Regions from separate parts of the Homo sapiens genome. Here regions 1 and 3 are each linked to region 2. Evidence: chromatin contacts called from ENCODE Hi-C or POLR2A ChIA-PET data. All regions are on one chromosome and are shown on one strand. The core of a region is the stretch at or near the end of the contact, and the rest is flanking DNA. Distances in the headings are between cores, read along the strand shown.

Region 1 (2,788 bases), core at 71-2,570, 260 kb after region 2:
CGTGGATTTTCCTGCCCCGCGGCGAGGGTGGGCACGCCCCTTTCCCGCAACCTTCGAGGGACCCCACGGCAGGCGGAGACCGACTTGGGACCAGGGCACTGCACCCGCCCAGCTAGAGGGTCCCGGCCGAGGCTGTGTGAAGTGGCCTCCAGGCCTGGGCTGGCTGGTCGGGAGGAGCCTGGGGGCATCCTCGGGTTGGAGGCGGCGGAAAGTTGGGCTGCCCCCGGGCTGGGAACCCGCAGCGTGCAGTGGCGAGGGAACCTGCGCCCGGACTGGAGCAGGTGCTTCCTGCCGCGGAGGAGCCTCTTAGTAGAGATTAAATGAAAAGGCTCGCTGGCTCTCTCCCGAGGGTATGAAAAGTACGGAAGGCTCCAGGCAAAGGCGCCCCCGGGGCGCATATAGGGCACAGGCAGCCGGACAGAGAAAGGAGCAGCCGCGTAACGGAACTTCTCGCCCGGGGGAGATACTAGGCGTGAGAGGCCAGACTCGTTCTACAGGCAGGCGCTGACCGGCAGAGACTCCTCCGGGCAAGAGGGCCAGATTTTCTTTCCAGGTGGGACGAACACAGAATATTGTGAGGGCAAGAGAAGAAGAAAAGGAGGCAACTCCAGACTGGGATAAAGACAATAGGACAGTAGAGCCCTTGAGCACCGGGAGGCGCACGGGTGCAGGGTGGGGTAAGGTGGAGGCAAGTCCCGTAACTAAGACACCAGAGTGAGAATTCCTACTGTAAACTCGCGACCCATCCCTGCAGAAATAAACAAAAAAATTGGAGCAAAGTACTATGCGAGGGGCGAAAGGCACAGAAAACTGCAAAACCTGGGAGTTATCCTGCCTCACCCTCCTGCTGCCTGGGGACACCCCCCGCGAGCTTGCTCGGCCCCGAAGAAGGAGCAGAGGGGACCCGCAATCCAGCCCCTAGAGCCCCGCCAGGAAAGGCGCGAGAGACCTACTGGCCCCGGCAACCCTGCCCCGGCGCCCGGACGGAGCCCGATGCCTGCGCAGCTACCGGCCGCGCGGCGCGGCGCGGCGCGGCGTGGCACCTCCCTTCCCGGGTGCGCAGCCCGGCCCCGCAGCGGCGCGGGGAACAAAGGGACCCGGCGCCGCCCGCCCCACCCCGCCCGTGGCCCGGCCCGCGGGGACCGCCGCGTACCTGAAGCAGGGCCGCCAGCAGCGGCAGCAGGGTCCGCAGCGCTCCCGCTATCCGGCACATGGAGGCGGAGAGGGGCCGAGCGAAGAGCCGGAGGAGGCGGCGGCGGCGGCGGCGGCGGCGGAGGAGGAGGAGGCAGCGGCAGCACCAACAGCGGCGCGGAGAAACGGCTCCAGGCAGTTTCCACCCCCTTCCCTTCCCCTCCCCTCCCCACCCCCTTCTTCGCTGCTCTCCGCTCCCCGCCAATGGAGAGCGAGCTGATGACAAATAGCGGGCCGCGGAGTCCGCGGGACTCGCACCAGGAGTAATAAAACAGACCCAGAGATCAAGGAGCTGGGGAGGGGGCGGGGGAACAGGGAGGGAGAGCGTGTGAGCGTCTGCGAGTGTGTGGAGGCGGCTGCTGTGGCAGCGCAGGCGGCTCGGCTCCGGCCCGGAGCGCAGCGGAAGCCGCGAGGGATGCAGCGGCGGGGACCTTGGCCGGTGGAGGATGTGGAGGTGGAAGTGGAGCGGATGGCGCTCCCCAAGAGCTCCGCCACGCGAGGTTTCGGGCTCGTGGTTTTGCTTCCTCCGGGTCCCCGCTCCAGGGCCGCTCGGCGCGACGAAGACGCCGGGGACAGCGCCGCGGGGAGGGCGCTCCGGGTCGTGCGTGCTGCACCCACAAAGAGCAGCAGTCCCGCCACTCCGCGCCTCCGCTGCGTGGGGGCCGAGGGGCGCTTCTCGGCTCCTCTTTCCGGTCCCCCGGCGAGTTGGAGACTGTTCTCCGGCCTCGGCCGCAAGGGGGTGAGGCGAGGGGCCGGCGCGGTCTCTCCCGCCGCGGCTCCGTCCCGCGCAGCTGCTGCCGCAGCCGCCCCTGCTGCCCGCGCACCGGCACCCGCCCGCCGGTCCTCGCCCTGCGCCGCTCACTCGCGCGCGCCGCCCTCCGTCGCCGACCGCGCACCCCGCTCGGCCTCCGCTGCGCGACCTGGGCGAGCCGCCGCCGCTCTCCCCGCGCTCGCCCCACGCGCTGCCTGGCTGCGCGGCCCGCTCCCCTCTCCTATTCCTCCCGCCGCCGCCGCCGCCCTCGCCCCCGCCTCCCTCCTCCGCCGAGCCTCCCCGCCCGCGTCGTGGCCAATCGGAGGCCACCAAGCTGCGGCTGTAGCCGGCCGGATCCGCGGCAGCCGCCCGCCCCCGCCCCGCCGAAGCGCCCCGTATTTTGCTGCAGCCCGCGGGGGGTCGCCGGAGGGAAGCCTAGAGTGCGCCGAGCACCGCCCCGGCAGGTGGAGGGGCTGCGGGAAATAAAATAACTTGGGCAGGAACTTGATTGGTAGCAGGTTCATCTTTGGTCCGCGGTAGGGAATCTAATGGAGATGAAGAATGGTGGGGAAGGGGGGGCGGTGTCTCCTTGGGAGCCTAACGTACGCTTCTTTATTTTGTCATTCTTTGGAGATGGGTAATCTTTCCTGGCAGGGGCAGACACAGCAAACTAAGGACGCAGGCCAAGCTCATCCTAGCTATTGTTGTCTGAGGCGCTCGCCGGGAGCCACCTGCGGGCGGGGGAGGGCGGAGGCCGCGGCTCCTCTCTGGAGCTCGCACCTTCAGCTCCCACCCTTGAGGATGTACTGGAACAGCCCAAGTTTTTGTGTTCTTGTTTTGTTTTCT
Region 2 (2,894 bases), core at 393-2,892:
TGGAGAAAGGGGAGCAGTTGGATTTTTTTTTTTTTCTGCCTGTGGATACAATCTTAAGAAGAACAAATGGGAAAGAGTACTTCTTGGCACATATTGAGAAAAAAAAAAAACCTGCAGTGAGTCTCAAGATACCCAATTAAGATAAAATTAAATCATGCAAATATTGATCCAGTTAAATTTGCCATGGGTAAGCCTTATTATCAATCAAAATTTTTATATCAAATAGCAAAGAACTATAGAAAAGCCAAAATTATATATATATATAAAGAAATGAATGATATATATATATATATGTATATATATATCAGGGTATATATATATGTATATATATATCAGGGTATATATATATGTATATATATATCAGGGTATATATATATGTATATATATATCAGGGTATATATATATATATCAGGGGAACAGTAATAATAAAGAAAAACATATTTTATTTCACTTTTATTACTTGTGTTGGTAATTGACTCATAGTTTTGCTTTTGACTAATTATGCTTAAAATTTCAGACTCCTTCCCAGATGATTAGCATTCGTAGATAATGCGATACTCTCAAAAAACTAACATATTGCTTAAATAAGATGCACACAATTTTAGTCAACGTGCATATAACTAAATGCACAAAATGGACCACAGAATATCCACGAGCAACACAATGGCTCATGGCTCTGGATGTCCCTAGAAAATGACTACACATGAGTTCATGGATCAAAGTAATTGATGACAGTTTTATCACTGAAGTTATTCCTTGAGGAATTTAATACTGATTGATGTAGGCAAACATGTTTAATTCCACAAGTTTGAATGAATGCAAGTCTGAATTTTCTTTGTAAGTTTTTTTCTTCAATAATATGGTTTCCAAAAGCAAAGTCTCCATTGAAAAGTTTGCATTAAAGCAAACTCACAAAAAAACTCTTCCACAAGAAAAGTACAATTAGCCATGAATTTGCTTTATATTGTTTTCATTATTTAGGACATTATTCCAAGAGAGTTGATTGCTTTTAAGTCTACCAAATTATACACGCCCGTGTGAGTACAGACTGCATTAAAGCAGTCCTCTTTAGAGGTCACATTTCCCATTGATGCTGACCCTTCATCAAATGCTTTTGGAGTTCCTCTTTTGGAATTGTACTCAGAGCTTACAACACATTCAGGAAAATCCTCAGAGAATAACCTTAGTTCTTTGACAGTGGGTTTGATTTTCAAAAAGAAAGTTACGTAGCATTTGGTATAGTGATTAAAATGGGTGCTGAATCTGGTTAATGGAATTCTGAGCTAAACATGAGGCATGATTACAAATGATTGCTACTGCTCCACAGGACATTTAAGAAGGACTTTGCACCAATGGGACCTTTGTTAAAATGAGCATATAAACTTCCAAAGAACCTATCTTGAGGGACAATATTCATTTGTCTGCATAAGTTATGGCATTGACATTTTAACAAACAACACTTTATAATTCCTAGCAGTACAACGTTGAAGGCTGGTTAAGGTTTGCTGTCCCGAATGTGTCTCTGAGAGCCATTCTGTTTCTGCTAAGCTAGGGCTCTTTTCTGAGTCCTCTCAGCCACAGGGCGGGGCCGAGCCTCACGGTAGGCCCGCCTTTTTCAGCACCATCTCCCAAAATCTGCCCTGAGTTCCCACCTTTCTTCTAGCCTGCGTGGAAGGCTTCCTATGAAAGCTTCCCCTTTCTTCACACAGCCAGCAGCCTAGAGGCAGCAGGAAATCAAGACTGCTTCAAACAGGTGAAGAAGATGGCCGTGAAAGCCACAAGGTCATCCCCCTGAAGGTACTAATTTGTTGAAATTTTACTAAAATGAAATGGCTAACAAGTTCACTAAAGAAGACGTATAGCTGAGAGTCAACAGGAGCAGAGCCAGTGCTACTTTCACCCAAATAAACAAATGATATGCACACACCCCTCAGTTTCAGTAAAGAATCGGTTGGCAGAAGCTTTTCCTCTCCTGCCCTGACGGCGAGTTTTCTCCATAACTTGCTCCCGGGGTTCCCCTGCGGGTGTCCTCTCCCATCCAGACTGGCTGGCCATTCCCGGGACTAGACGGTGCTTAGGGCGATCGGGAGCTCTGATCCGGCCTGATTTTTCTGATCATCAGCTTCCTTTCTTTTTCATACTCTGATTCTAAAGATAAAGATAGAGCCAGTTTCTCCCCCTTTGGTGTTTCAAATTCCTTTCTCATGACTCTTCAGGCAGTACAGTGAAGAGATTAAGTGCACGACGTGGAATTCCGGCCTGTCTCCTTAATAGCCTTACGATCTACCTCACGGAAGTGTTATGAGGGTGGAATGAGTTAGTGCACATAAAGCCTGTAGCATGGTGCTTGGCCCAGAATAGGCCCTCAGCGAATGTTAGTTATTATGGTGATGATTAATACTTCAGTTTCTCTGTGCTCAGCAAACACCACCTCCCTGTGTGGGCACTGCATAATCCCCTCGCCACATATATTCAAGGTCCTACCCCTGTCTGCTTATGCTATGGTCTCTAAGGAGGAGCAATGGGGGATGCCTGTCACCTTCCAAGACTTTTATCTGAAACAGGCTTTATCTCGTTCTCTTTGGAGATTTTTCCCCGAGGCTCTTTTGTCCCCTATTTCAGAGCTTATTTTGCCTCCCTTTTGTGTTACATTTGCTTCTATAGGGGGGTAGAGTTGCCCTATTTACAAGAGTAGCTATCACCATGGTAACTTGGTATTTTGATACAGGCATGAAGCATTTCTGAGGGAAAAATAGGTCCCTTATTTTTCAGCTTTGGCATGTAGATGTATGGGAATCAAAATACTTGCCCAACATTATATATCTGGTTCAAATGTCAAAGCAAAGAAGCAAGTTTTGTGGATATTTTAAATAAGTATTGAGCAACCACAGCAT
Region 3 (3,089 bases), core at 88-2,587, 190 kb after region 2:
AAGTGTTATTGATTCCTCTTTCATATGCCAAAATAGTACTTTCAAAAATGCGGGTTAACAAAGGCTATTCCTTTCCTTTTTTGAATGACTGCCCAAGAATGTACATACCATACTTTTGGAGAAAATCACTTTTGACAGAAGGAATTGTCATGGCAAGAGCATACAAATACAAGGCCATATGGTGTCCTTTTCTGAGGTAAGAGGCAATAACCCAACACACTTAGGAGTTTATTCCCTTTCTGAATTAAGAACTTGGTGTTGCCCATGTAAACACATGAAATGAGAACACACTCATGCTGTACTAATTACATACAGGGACCTCTGCTGTTATCTCCGCTGTTTAGCATTATCCCGTAGTTAATTCTGCTTTGCTTTAGTTGCAGCCAAAGACTAACATAACAAAACAGTGTCTCCCTACATGGGACCCTCTGTCAGCCACATGCTTTCACTGCATAAATTATTTCTTGAGAATGAACCTGAGCCCTTTGTGAGATGCTGAGTTAAGGCCAGGAGTAAGAGACTGCTGCAGCCACTTCAGCCAGGAATTCAGTCAGAATCAAATTTAGGAAAAAGGGAGTAATGCAGACAGACCAAGAAAAGAAGTCAGTTGACTGCGGCCAAATGCACACAGCAATGGCCAATTCTCATTGCAAAAGCCTTTGCTTTTGTTCCTCATGCCTGAAATAACGACTCTGTTCTGCAAGCTACTGGGCCAATCTACCTAAGCAATAGCAGGAGTCATGAGAAGTGGGATCATGAATATAGATGCTTTTGGGAAACTAAAAGTAGACTGAGGATTTCTTTTTGCCACTAAAAGAAAGAAATTAATGATCGTGAAATCAATGCATACTGTAATTGCTAAAGTGAATATGTTATTTACTGCAACAAGAATTCAAATGAAAAAGACACCTATATCTATATAGGCTGCAATGGAGGCCAAAGAGAGGTGGTAAGATGTGGCCAAAGGTATCCAGCTGCACAGGACAAAGATGGCTATAGAACCCAAACCACTATTCTCTAAATTGTTGGTTCTCTTCGCCAAGCCACGCTCTCTCCGGGGTCCACTTCTAGATCAAGCAGGACTCGGAGTACATCAAGCTAAATGAGGTTAGCATGAGAAAGGAAAGAGGCTGAAAAAGAAAGAAAATGCCCATCCAGCCATCGGTCTGTGCAGAGTCATGGAAGATGGGCCTTCTTGCTCAGTGTTGCAAAAAGAGAGTTCTTATCAGCTCTCCTATCGACTCCCAAGCCCAGTCTGCAGTGGCGCCCCTGGCCTACTTACAGGCATTGGAAAGAGGCAAATCAAATGCTGCCAGGGAAGAAAACAACAGAGGAGGACTTCTATTATCAAACCTCAAAGCCTCCGCAGCTTAGCCTCAGCCTTCTCCTCTGTCCCGGAGCCCACTTGCTGACCTAGACAGAGATATTTCGAGGCATGGGTGTAGCACGTGCATACGTGACCCCAATCCCAAACCCCCAAGCAATGAAATTTCATCTGGATTTTCAATATTAGTTAGCATAACTTTGGAACAGAAGTGGCTTTTTAAAAGACTGAAAACATGTATTCGAGGTAAGAATGTTGTCCACATCAAAGAAAAAGAAGGAAAGCACTCCGTCCTATAATTTGTGGGAGCAAAACGATAATCTTAGAAACGATCTATCCAAGACCTAGCATTTTATAAATGAACTGAGAATCAGAGAGGCAGGTGCCGGCTCTCTGAAATTCAAAACACTGAGTTCCCAGATGTCTTGATCAACCTGAAACTTTTGAGTGAAGTCAAACCCTGGCAGAAAGAACACTCAACCTCAATGTCAGAGTGCCAAATTTTGCGTTAACCCATGCTATCAATTAGCATAAAGATTGAAAATGTCATTCACCTGTTTAAACCCAGTATACTAATATGCAACAGGGAAAGATTAAGAGCTTGAAACACATGATCTTTCAAGTTTTTTTTCTCAGATGTAAAGTTCTATGATTCTGTTCTGAACTGAATAAGAATAAATAACAAGAAAAAAATGTAAACAGTTTAAACTGCAGTTAAAATAATTACTTTCAAAATTTTAAACTAACAAACTTTTACAAGTATACCCTCATTTTTTATAGATTTTCTTCCCTGGCCTCTGCCACACATATTCTTCTATCTACAAAACTAGAAGGACAGTCTGACCTTAGCATTTAAGGGTAACAGACAATGAGCCCGACAGACAATTAGCTGTTAACAGTTAGATATATTTAGCATTTAAGAAATGTACTATCAGTACACTGAAAGTATTTGGAAAGTTTAGTCATCAGCAGATAGAGCATGAATCACGTCCATGTCACCAGCAGACCACTTATCTAATCACCCCCACTATAAATGCAAGACTCTGTGTCTCCAGAGCTGGTTTGTTTCATATTTTAGCTCCACGGTCACAGGCAAATTCACTGAACCAAAATAAAACCTTCTGACTTGCTGTTTTCACTGTCCTAAAATGGGTTAGTGATGTCTTGCCCACAGAATTCCACACCATGATCTGAATGAGTGGAAAAAGATTCTGTCTGGCTCACAGCAGAGATGATACCAAATGGCCAGTAAAGAGGCCGACTCAAATTCCTTTGAAGGAGGCACCGAGGTGGTGGATTCAGCAAAAGGCTGTGAAGTTTATGTAAAATTTCACTCATAACTTCAAACGCACTTAAAATAAGTTAACAGGCAGGTTTTCTAAAAGAAAGTTTCTTAAAACTACATTATAGTTCTCATGATCATCTTTTTAATAAGCCAATAACCTTTACTACCATGAAGTATGTAGGCTCTTATAAATATCTTCTAATTAGTCATTCAAACCTTGTTTTACAGGAAAAGAGAAAAACAACAACAACAACAACAACAATTTCCCGAGGATCCCTGCCCACATTCAGAGTAGCAGATTTACCTACTTCAAAGTGGAGATCAAAGCCACACTCTAAGGCTCCTTATTTCCACAGGCTGGCAAGCAAACAAGGCATACAGGCTTTGCAAGAGTGTATCCTAATTCTCTTACTGAAGAAAAGTCAACAGCAGAGACAACACAGAAAAAGGAATCAAAGAGGCCAAATCTGTGGACTCAAA

The links. A loop is a pair of places that touch in the nucleus more often than their neighbours do. ChIA-PET counts read pairs that join two places held with the same protein, here RNA polymerase II (POLR2A).
Region 1: a map of PC-3 shows a loop between it and region 2 (5-fold over the local background). The contact joins the promoter of CDH2 here to the promoter of CDH2-AS1 in region 2. A Hi-C loop is called at or near these places in 1 of 168 maps with a recorded cell type or tissue (PC-3). POLR2A ChIA-PET finds 5 or more read pairs at or near these places in 4 of 52 experiments (AG04449, HEK293, PC-9 and 1 more).
Region 3: a map of PC-3 shows a loop between it and region 2 (2.0-fold over the local background). The contact joins the enhancer-like site here to the promoter of CDH2-AS1 in region 2. A Hi-C loop is called at or near these places in 2 of 168 maps with a recorded cell type or tissue (Calu3 and PC-3).

Annotation. Positions count from the first base shown.
Region 1 is chr18:28,175,810-28,178,597 of GRCh38, forward strand. CDH2 (cadherin 2) reads right to left here and starts at 1,321. Exons shown (of 16, transcript NM_001792.5): 1 at 1,154-1,321. The coding sequence starts at 1,213.
Region 2 is chr18:27,919,952-27,922,845 of GRCh38, forward strand. CDH2-AS1 (CDH2 antisense RNA 1) reads left to right here and starts at 1,643. Exons shown (of 4, transcript NR_199051.1): 1 at 1,643-1,797. RefSeq lists enhancers at 990-2,894, 1,326-2,525.
Region 3 is chr18:28,109,857-28,112,945 of GRCh38, forward strand. All of the region lies in intron 2 of CDH2 (cadherin 2), which reads right to left. Among named protein-coding and RNA genes, the nearest start is that of CDH2, 66 kb to the right of the region's middle. Within about 2 kb of position 1,338, at least 4 of the 41 ENCODE cell types and tissues checked have a DNase peak (open chromatin) inside an H3K27ac peak, as active enhancers do; they include PC-3, where a contact is called at or near this core.